Regions from separate parts of the Homo sapiens genome. Here region 1 is linked to region 2. Evidence: read pairs that join two places in POLR2A ChIA-PET (ENCODE). Cell type or tissue: Panc1. All regions are shown on one strand. Each heading gives the region's core, and the rest is flanking DNA. Links, peaks and the distances in the headings are about the cores only. Region 1 overlaps SH2B2 (SH2B adaptor protein 2). Region 2 overlaps CUX1 (cut like homeobox 1).

Region 1 (4,257 bases), core at 258-4,257, 190 kb after region 2:
AGTAAATGGTGGGACAAAGCAGGAACCCCAGCCTCCAGCTTACATACCTCCTGGGAGGGAAGATCACTACCTTCCCAGAGGCAACTCTTTCCACCTTCACAGAATAAATGTCTGGAAGGTCTGGCAGAAGATTGGGATGCGTCCAACTTGCTTCTTCTCTCCCCAGGGACCCAGCTGTGCCCTGCGCAGGCTCTGCCCAGCTATGAGGCTGTGGTGGGACCCCTCTGTGCTGTTTCTTTCGGGCTGAGTCCCTGCATTGTCCTAGCAACTTATTCTGCTAAGTGGCAGAGCTCACTTGTGGGACCGCCACCCCGCTCCAGGGATTGTCTGTATTTTTTTGTTTGTTTTTTAAAGGGTTGGGGGGTATCTCACCATGTTGGCCAGGCTGGTCTTGAACTCCTGACCTCCCGTGATCCATTCCCCTCAGTCTCCCAAAGTGCTGGGATTACAGGCGTGAGCCACCACACCTAGCAGATTGTCTGTCTTTTATGCAGGTGGCCAGACCAGCTCCCCCTCCTGGGCTTGGGGCTATGCGTGTACCCTCAAACCACTCCTCTTAGCTCCCCTCTTGCCCCACACACCCCAGAGATAGCCACTTGTTTCTGCAGTGGGATACATGTTGAGCAAAATAGGGCTTAAGTCAGAGACCTGCAGCTCTCCACTAGACACCACAGGCCTATGGTTTCTTACCCTGAGGCACCTGCCTCACACAGGCCCTAGAGACCTAGAGAGAAGCCAGCCCTGTTCCAGCTGTTCCCACAGCGTGCGGTCACTCCTCCCCAGCCAGCCCTGGGGAGCTTTCCATGCCTCCGGGTTTTGGCTCTGCAGGGACAGAGGGCCAACCTCTAGCCTCCTGGGCTGGGGGAACCACCCAAACAGGAGTTTTCTTCCCTGCTCTGTGCTCTGTGACCATGGGCCAGTCACTCCCCCTCCCTGGGCCTTGGTTTTCCTATCTCTAACATGGGGGCAGTAATCCCTATCTTCTGGCATTAGGGAGGGGATTAGAGATTATAGGTGTGTAGGGCATGGGCCCATAGTGGAGGTGCTCCCAGCATGGGGACAATGCCTGATGCCTTCCATCTCAGCCTGGGTCCGTTGCCCCCATTCCCCATCTCCAGATGGGGCTCATGTGTGAGGGGCCCCCGGCCCTGACACAGCCCCATACAGCCCCTGTGAGCCTTGGTCCTTCCATCAACCCCCAAAGGCGCTTACCCAGGTGCCCAGCCCCGGACCTGCCCCTGACCACACCCACCTGTACCCACAGCACCTGCGCCTGTCCCTGAACGGCCACGGCCAGTGTCACGTACAGCATCTGTGGTTCCAGTCTGTGCTTGACATGCTCCGCCACTTCCACACACACCCCATCCCACTGGAGTCAGGGGGCTCGGCCGACATCACCCTTCGCAGCTATGTGCGGGCCCAGGACCCCCCACCAGGTAAGATGCCGCCACCTGGCTGGTGTGATTACTCAAGAAGACTTCCCGTTGATTACTCAAGAAGGTGGTCCCTGGGGTGGGATGAGCCCCAGGTCTCCTGTCCCATAGCCTCAGCCGTGTCCCTCCCACCCTAGCCTAGCCACAGCAATTTCAAGCAGTCACGTCATAAGGAATGGAGGCAGAAGTGGCAGCCTAGAGGCAGCCAGGTCCCTAATGATTCCTGGCAAGGGGAAGGGGGCGCCCAACAGCAGTGCAGGTGGGTGTATGGGGGTGGGGACAGGGGTGTGGATTGGGGCAAGTGGGATGAAAGGAGCTGGGCATATGGATTCTTAAGCCCTGCACTGGGGAGGCTCAGAGCAAAGCTGCTGGGACCGAGCACTAAGGGCATGGGTGCATGTGCATGCGTGTGCTTGTGTGTGTGCATGAGTGTATGTGTGCATGTGCCCGTGTGCGTACGCTTACGTGTGCGTGTGTGCGCATATGCATGAGCGTGTGCATGCGTGCATGGGCACGCGTGTGCTTGTGTGCCTGTGTGCGAGCGTGTGCATTATGTATGCGTGTGTGTGCACTCCTGTGCATGTGGCTATATGGGCGTGCACACGCGTGGTTAGGTACATGTATGTGTGTGTGCTTCTGTTTATGCATGTGGGCGGGTGTGCTTGCATATGTGTCCGAGGACATGGGCTGCAACTCGGAAACCTGAGCGTGGGCCCTGGCCCCTTGAGGGATCCCGGCCTCCCTGCAGGATGTGGCCAGCCCAGGTCCCCACTCACGCCCTGCCGTCGCCTTGTTGCAGAGCCGGGCCCCACGCCCCCTGCCGCGCCCGCGTCCCCGGCCTGCTGGAGCGACTCGCCCGGCCAGCACTACTTCTCCAGCCTCGCCGCGGCCGCCTGCCCGCCTGCCTCGCCCTCCGACGCCGCCGGCGCCTCCTCGTCTTCCGCCTCGTCGTCCTCTGCCGCGTCGGGGCCCGCCCCCCCGCGCCCCGTCGAGGGCCAGCTCAGCGCGCGGAGCCGCAGCAACAGCGCCGAGCGCCTGCTGGAGGCCGTGGCCGCCACCGCCGCCGAGGAGCCCCCGGAGGCCGCGCCCGGCCGCGCGCGCGCCGTGGAGAACCAGTACTCCTTCTACTAGCCCGCGGCGCCGCCCGGGTGGGACACGCCAAGCTCTTCAGTGAAGACACGATGTTATTAAAAGCCTGTTTTAGGGACTGCACCCGGCTCTCCTGTCGTCCTTTCTCCCACGGGGAAGGCGGGGACTGCGGGGCAGCCACTCTCAGAGACACCCGTCCATCAGGGACCCCCGTCCAGCCCAGTGTGGCCTGACACCTGCCAGGCCCCCTTGCAGCTCTGTCTCTGGTGGGACAGCTGAGGGACTCCCCATGGGGCGTCGGGCAGCACCTGAAAGAGGGCCCAACAGCAAGGGTTAGGGCTTAGGATCGGGAGGGGGCTTTACTGGAGCTGTGAGGGAGAGAGATGGGAGGTGGTAACAATGAGGGGTGCTGAAAAGAGAGGAGGGGGCATTCAGGACACAGTGAGGGATGGGGAGCACGCCCAAGTCATACGGAGAGCTTGGATGCCAGGAGGAGGAGTCGAGGCCCGGACTGGGAGGGTAAAGGCGTTTTTAGACAGATCTATGAAGCCTGGCGGTGTGGACAGGGCGGCAGGGCAGGAAGAAGCCTGGCGGTGTGGACAGGGCGGCAGGGCAGGAAGAAGCCTGGCGGTGTGGACAGGGCGGCAGGGCAGGAAGAAGCCTGGCGGTGTGGACAGGGCGGCAGGGCAGGATGTCTCCATATTAGCCCTTAGGGGATTGGGCAATGGAAGAGGCTGGATTTCCCAGCTCGGTGGTAGACTTAAACTTGGAAGAAGCTTAAAGAGCCCTCCCACCCACCGCGCTCCACCTCATTCACACCCAGCCCCCACCCCGTCTCATTCCCACCCCACACCTACCCACAAGTGGAATTCCAGCTGTGACTCCCATGACCCCAGGCTCTGGAGACACTGCTTGCTGGCAGTCCCAGGACCCCAGTCCCCAGGCAGTGTTCAAGAAAGATCCTGTTCCTACTAAGCCAAACCTCTGCCTTCCCCACAACACCCCAGACCTGGGGTCACAGACCCACAGTCCCCTTGCCCAAGACTGGCCTTGCAGGGCTTGGGTCAATGATGCATCCATCTATTTTTCTTTCTTTCCCCTTCCTTCCTTCCTTCCTTCCTTCCTTCCTTCCTTCCTTCCTCTCTTCTCTTTCTCTTCTCTTTCTCTCTTTCTTTCCTTTTCTTTCTTTTTCTTTTTTGAGACAGGTGCAGTGGCACAATCTTGGCTCACTTGCAGTCTCAACTTCCCGGGCTCCAACTATCCTCCCACCTCAGCCTCCCAAGTATCTGAGACTACAGGCGTGCACCACCACGCCTAGCTAATTTTTTTTGGTAGAGACAGGGTTTCACCATGTTGGCTAGGCAGGTCTCGAACTCCCGAGTAATCCTGGGTGGGAGGCGATCCACCCACCTCAGCCTCCCAAAGGGCTGTGATTATAGGCATGAGCCACTGCACCTGGCCAATGATGCAGATTTCAGATCCCTAGACATCTAAAGCTCTCAGGACTGTAACTAAGACACAGCCTCTTCCCCATAAAAGGGGCATGAACACCCTTGGGTGGCTCCCAGGGCTTTCAGCCACCCAGTCCCCATGCACAACATCATCAGGAAGTGACAGAGTAGGGCCCCCTGCTACCACCATGATGAGGGAAGAATACAAATTCAGCGATCAGGAGAGCACCCTGCTACCTCTGCTTCTAGCACCTTCATTCGGTTGTGGCTGGAGTCCTTCTGCC
Region 2 (4,512 bases), core at 258-4,257:
AACTGAGGGTATTTCGTCACTCCTTTGTGAGCCCTCCTGTCTAATTCATGTTAGTTCCGCCTTCTTGCAACATTGTACATTCCCAACTTCATCACCACTCTCACTACCGTCATTTTAATTTGTTTTTCTTTGCTTTTCTTTTTTTTTTTTTTTTTTTGAGACAGGGTCTCGCTCTGTCACTTGCAGTGGCGCAATCTCTGCTCACTGCAACCTCCACCTCCCAGGTTCAAGCGATTCTCCTGCCTCAGCTTCCTGAGTAGCTGGGATTACAGGCACCCGCCACTACACCTGGCTAATTTTTGTATTTTTAGTAGTGACAGGGTTCACCATGTTGGCCAGGCTGGTCGCAAACTCCTGACCTCAAGTGATTCACCTGCCTCAGCCTCCCAAAGTGCTGGGATTACAGGCGTGAGCCACCGCACCCGGCCTTAATTTGTTTTTCGTCTCTTGGTCTCACTTCAAGATCTTCTGAACTTGACCCTCTGCCACCAGTATCTCCCTGGACAAAACCACCCTCCAAGCATCTGCTAAAGTTATCTTTCTAAAATCTGTCTGATCCTGCTAAAACCTGTCCCACTTAAAATCTCTCCGTGGCACCCTCTCTCATATCTAAGGGAAAGTCCAAAATCACAGCATGATGCACAAGGCACTTTGGGATGCAGCCCTGCCTTCCCAGCCTCATCTTAGGCCAACTCAAACTCCACCGTCCTATAGAATCCCAGGCCTTTCTTTCCCCAGCTCACCTTGCAGCCGGTTCTACCTTTCCTGACAAGCTGATCCTGCCCTGCCTTGCCTGCTCCTATGCCCACACTTACCTGCTGTGGTGAAAGAGGGCTCTGGTCTCCCTCATTCTAGGGGCTCTTCATGTGGGGTCTATAGAGAGAACCTGGGGGCTTCATGAATTGGACCCAGAAAAAAATACATCTTTTTTTTTTTTTTTTTTTTTTTTTTGAGATGGAGTCTTGCCCTGTCACCCAGGCTGGAGTGCAGTGATGCAATTGTGGCTCTCTGCAACCTCCGCCTCCCGGGTTCAAGCGATTCTCCTGCCTTAGCCTACCAAGTAGTTGGGACCACAGGCATGTGCCACCACACCCAGATAATTTTTGTAGTTTTTAGTAGAGACAGGGTTTCACCATGTTGGCCAGGCTGGTCTTGAACTCCTGACCTCGTGATCCACCCGCCTCCGCCTCCCAAAGTGCTGGGACTACAGGCGTGAGCCACCACACTCGGCCTAGAAAATACATCTTTATTTCCATCAGTGTCTAACTGCAATGTAGCATTTCCTTCCATTGTAAATGAAGCCCCCACACCGGGGTAATTGCAGACTGTGACCTCGTTGCGAGTGGAAATCACAGAGGCTTTCACATCTCATTCCCGTTGTTACGGAGGTCACAAACGCTGTTTGGATTCATCACTACTTCAAAATGTCAGTGGTTCTTAGATTTGTTATTTAGTGCAACAGTAAAGAACAGTTGTTCCTGTATCACAAATCTGGTTTTAAAAAAAGATTGTCCTGGCGCGCTGGCTCACACCTGTAATCACAGCACCTTGAGAGGCCAAGGTGGGCAGATCACTTTGAGGTCAGGTGTTCGAGGCCAGTCTGGCCAACATGGTGAAACCTCATATCTCCTAAAAGTTTAAAAAATTAGCTGGGAGTGGTGGTGGGCACCTGTAATCCCAGCTACTCTGGTGGCTGAGGCAGGAGAATCGCTTGAACCCGGGAGGTGGAGGTTGCAGTTAGCTGAGATTGCACCACTGCACTTCAGCCTGGGCAACAGAGCTAGACTCAGTCTCAAAAATAAAAATTAAAAAAAATTGCAATAACTGCACTTCAAAATAATTGTTTTCCTTGGTCCTTAAAACATGATTAGACTTCTGTCCAATAATGGCCTTGTGGACTTACGTCTTTAAAACATTCCAAATAGATGCCTGTATTCTTGACAAGACTTCCAGAGGGGACCGTGGCAAAGGAAGGGTTAAGCATCTGCGTCAGACTGACAGTGTCTTGACCGGATCCTCCTCCGTCTTTCCCCCACCGCTTTGCACAGTGCCACATGACTTTTTATTTGTTTTGAGACAGGATCCAGCTCTGTTGCCCAGACTGGAATGCAGTGGCGCAATCACGACTCACTGCAGCCCTGACCTCCTGGGCTCAAGTGATCCTCCCACCTCAGCCTCCTGAGTAGCTGGGACTATAGGCAAGTGCCACCACACCCAGCTAATTCTTTTTATTTTTAGAGATGGGGTCTCACTGTGTTACCCAGGCTGGTCTCAAACTCCTGGGCTCAAGCGATCCTCCCACCTCTCCCTCCCGAAGTTCTGGGATTACAGACAGGAGTCACAGCGCCAGGTCCCTATTTATTTTACTCTTTGTGTGTTTCCTTATATCCTGTAAAAATGGGTACAGTGGAAACTGGGCAGTAATTCTACACGTATTCTGGATTTTAGCTACTCACATTTATGGTTACTTTTACCTATCAATTAATTGCTTTTCTTTTCACTCGAGTTTTAGTGATTTTCACTGTCCAAAAGAATCGTGTATAGTTGACCCTTGAACAACACAGGGGTTAGAGGCACTGACCCCCGACACAGTGAAAAATCCAAGTACAACTTTTGACTCCTCAAAAGCTTTACTGACAGCCTGCTAGTGACCGGAAGCCTTACCAGTTACATGAAGTGCCGATTAAGATGTTTTGTAAGTTACATATGTTATATACAATATTCTTCCAATAAAGTAAGGCAGAGAAAAGAAAATGTTAAGAAATCCTAAGGAAGAGAAAACACACTTTCCGTTCATTAAGTGGAAGTGGATCATCAAAAAGGTCTTCATCCCTGTTGTCTTCACATCAAGTAGGCCAAGGAAGAGGAGGGTTGGTCTCGCTGTCTCGGGTGACAGCGGAGGAGGACGTGGAGGAGGTGGGAGGGGGGCCAGACACACTCAGTGTAATTTTACTGAAAAATATTCAAGTTGAAGTGGAACCATATTGTTCAGACCCATATTTGAGGGTCAACTTGTGTGTGTGTGTGTTTGTGTGTGTGTGTGTGTATGTACACACACACAAAAAATAATATATATAAAAACATGAGTCCCAGCAATCTTATCCTTAATCATTTCTAATGTGGTTTCAGTGAGAGAAAATAGTCTTTTCAGGCCAGGCACGGTGGCTCATGCCTGTAATTCCAGCACTTTGGGAGGCCAAGGCAGGCGGATCACTTGAGGTCACGAGTTCAAGACCAGCCTGGCCAAGATGGTGTAAACCCATCTCTACTCTAAATACAAAAATTGTCCTGGTGTGGTGGCGCGTGCCTATAGTCCTAGCTACTTGGGAGGCTGAGGCAGGAGAATCCTTGAACCCGGGAGGTGGAGGTCACAGTGAGCTGAGATCACGCCACCACACACCAGCCTGGGAGACAGAGCAAGGCTCTGTCTCAAAAAAAAAAGAAAATGGTTTTTTCTCCTCAATCCATTTTCTTATTTTTCAATGACCTATTATATCTTTAATGTGTCTGAAGTTTATTATATCATATAAAATAATATTTGTTTCTGTTTGTTATTCTTTAATACTCAGTTTGCCCAATAATATTGATGATTTCTTCCCCCAACATATAATATCTGACAAATCAGGTATAAATACATATAGCTCTGGATTTCTGTCTATAATTTCATTCTATCAGTCTAGTTTTTCACTCTAATAAGTGCCACACTCTTGATGACGTCTCCTTGTTTTCTATTTCAGTATTTGTATAGCCAGTTTACTATTGTTGTTTTTAGTTTAAAAGAAAAAAAAACAACAACCTTTAGTATTTTGGTCACCTATTTTTTCTGTATGCATCTCGTCATTTTACCAACTTTTTTTTTTTTTATTTGAGATGGAGTCTTGCTCTCTCACCCATGCTGGAGTGCAGTGGCACGATCTCAGCTCACTGCAACCTCCACCTCCCAGGTTCAAGCAATTCTCCTGCCTCAGCCTCCCCAATAGCTGGGATTACAGGCACCGCCACCACACCCAGCTAATTTTTGTATTTTTAATGGAGACGGGGTTTCACCATGTTGGTCAGGCTGGTCTGAAACTCCTGACGTCATGATCCGCCCACCTTGGCCTCCCAAAGTGCTGGGATTTTAGACGTGAGCCACCGTGCCCGGCCATTTTACCAACTTTTATAAATTAACTTGGGAGAGAAATGTATGTTTCTTTGTATTTAATGCAGCTGCACATAAATGTATCATTCTCTTCCTTTGCTCCAAGCATTTTGTAATCCAATTTTTCTACAGATGGAGTTTATGCTATGTTATTTTAATTCCCACGTGCTTCTGTGTTTACCTCTGTTGTAAATGAGACAGATCTTTTATTTCATTTTGTGGATGTTTATTACTGGTGTAGGGGAGTTTGTTATTTTCTTGTGTTTACCAAGAAACATAGGGCTTTGCTGAACGCTTGATTGTCCCAGCCCATTTGCTCAAGTGAATCCCTGGGATTTGGGGAGCACGGGACTGCATTACCTACAAGTAGT

The links. ChIA-PET counts read pairs that join two places held together with the same protein. Peaks named below come from ENCODE experiments on the same cell type or tissue, not always from the same donor. Only the 100,000 strongest peaks of a DNase experiment are listed, where the experiment ranks them.
Region 1: POLR2A ChIA-PET joins it to region 2 with 5 read pairs; 2 of 35 experiments call an interaction of 5 or more read pairs at or near these places.

Annotation. Positions count from the first base shown.
Region 1 is chr7:102,319,067-102,323,323 of GRCh38, forward strand. SH2B2 (SH2B adaptor protein 2) reads left to right here. Exons shown (of 9, transcript NM_001359228.2): 8 at 1,265-1,436; 9 at 2,233-2,645. The coding sequence ends at 2,564. Among named protein-coding and RNA genes, the nearest start is that of MIR4285, 28 kb to the left of the region's middle. RefSeq lists enhancers at 1-126, 755-1,467, 2,893-3,641. In Panc1, for the core only: CTCF peaks have their summits at 2,467 and 2,690; no DNase peak of the experiment used is centred there.
Region 2 is chr7:102,132,543-102,137,054 of GRCh38, forward strand. The region is part of intron 8 of CUX1 (cut like homeobox 1); the gene reads left to right. Among named protein-coding and RNA genes, the nearest start is that of SH2B2, 150 kb to the right of the region's middle. RefSeq lists an enhancer at 1,867-2,161. In Panc1, for the core only: no CTCF peak of the experiment used is centred there; DNase peaks (open chromatin) are centred at 2,059, 2,439, 2,685 and 2,929; H3K27ac peaks cover 3,056 bases.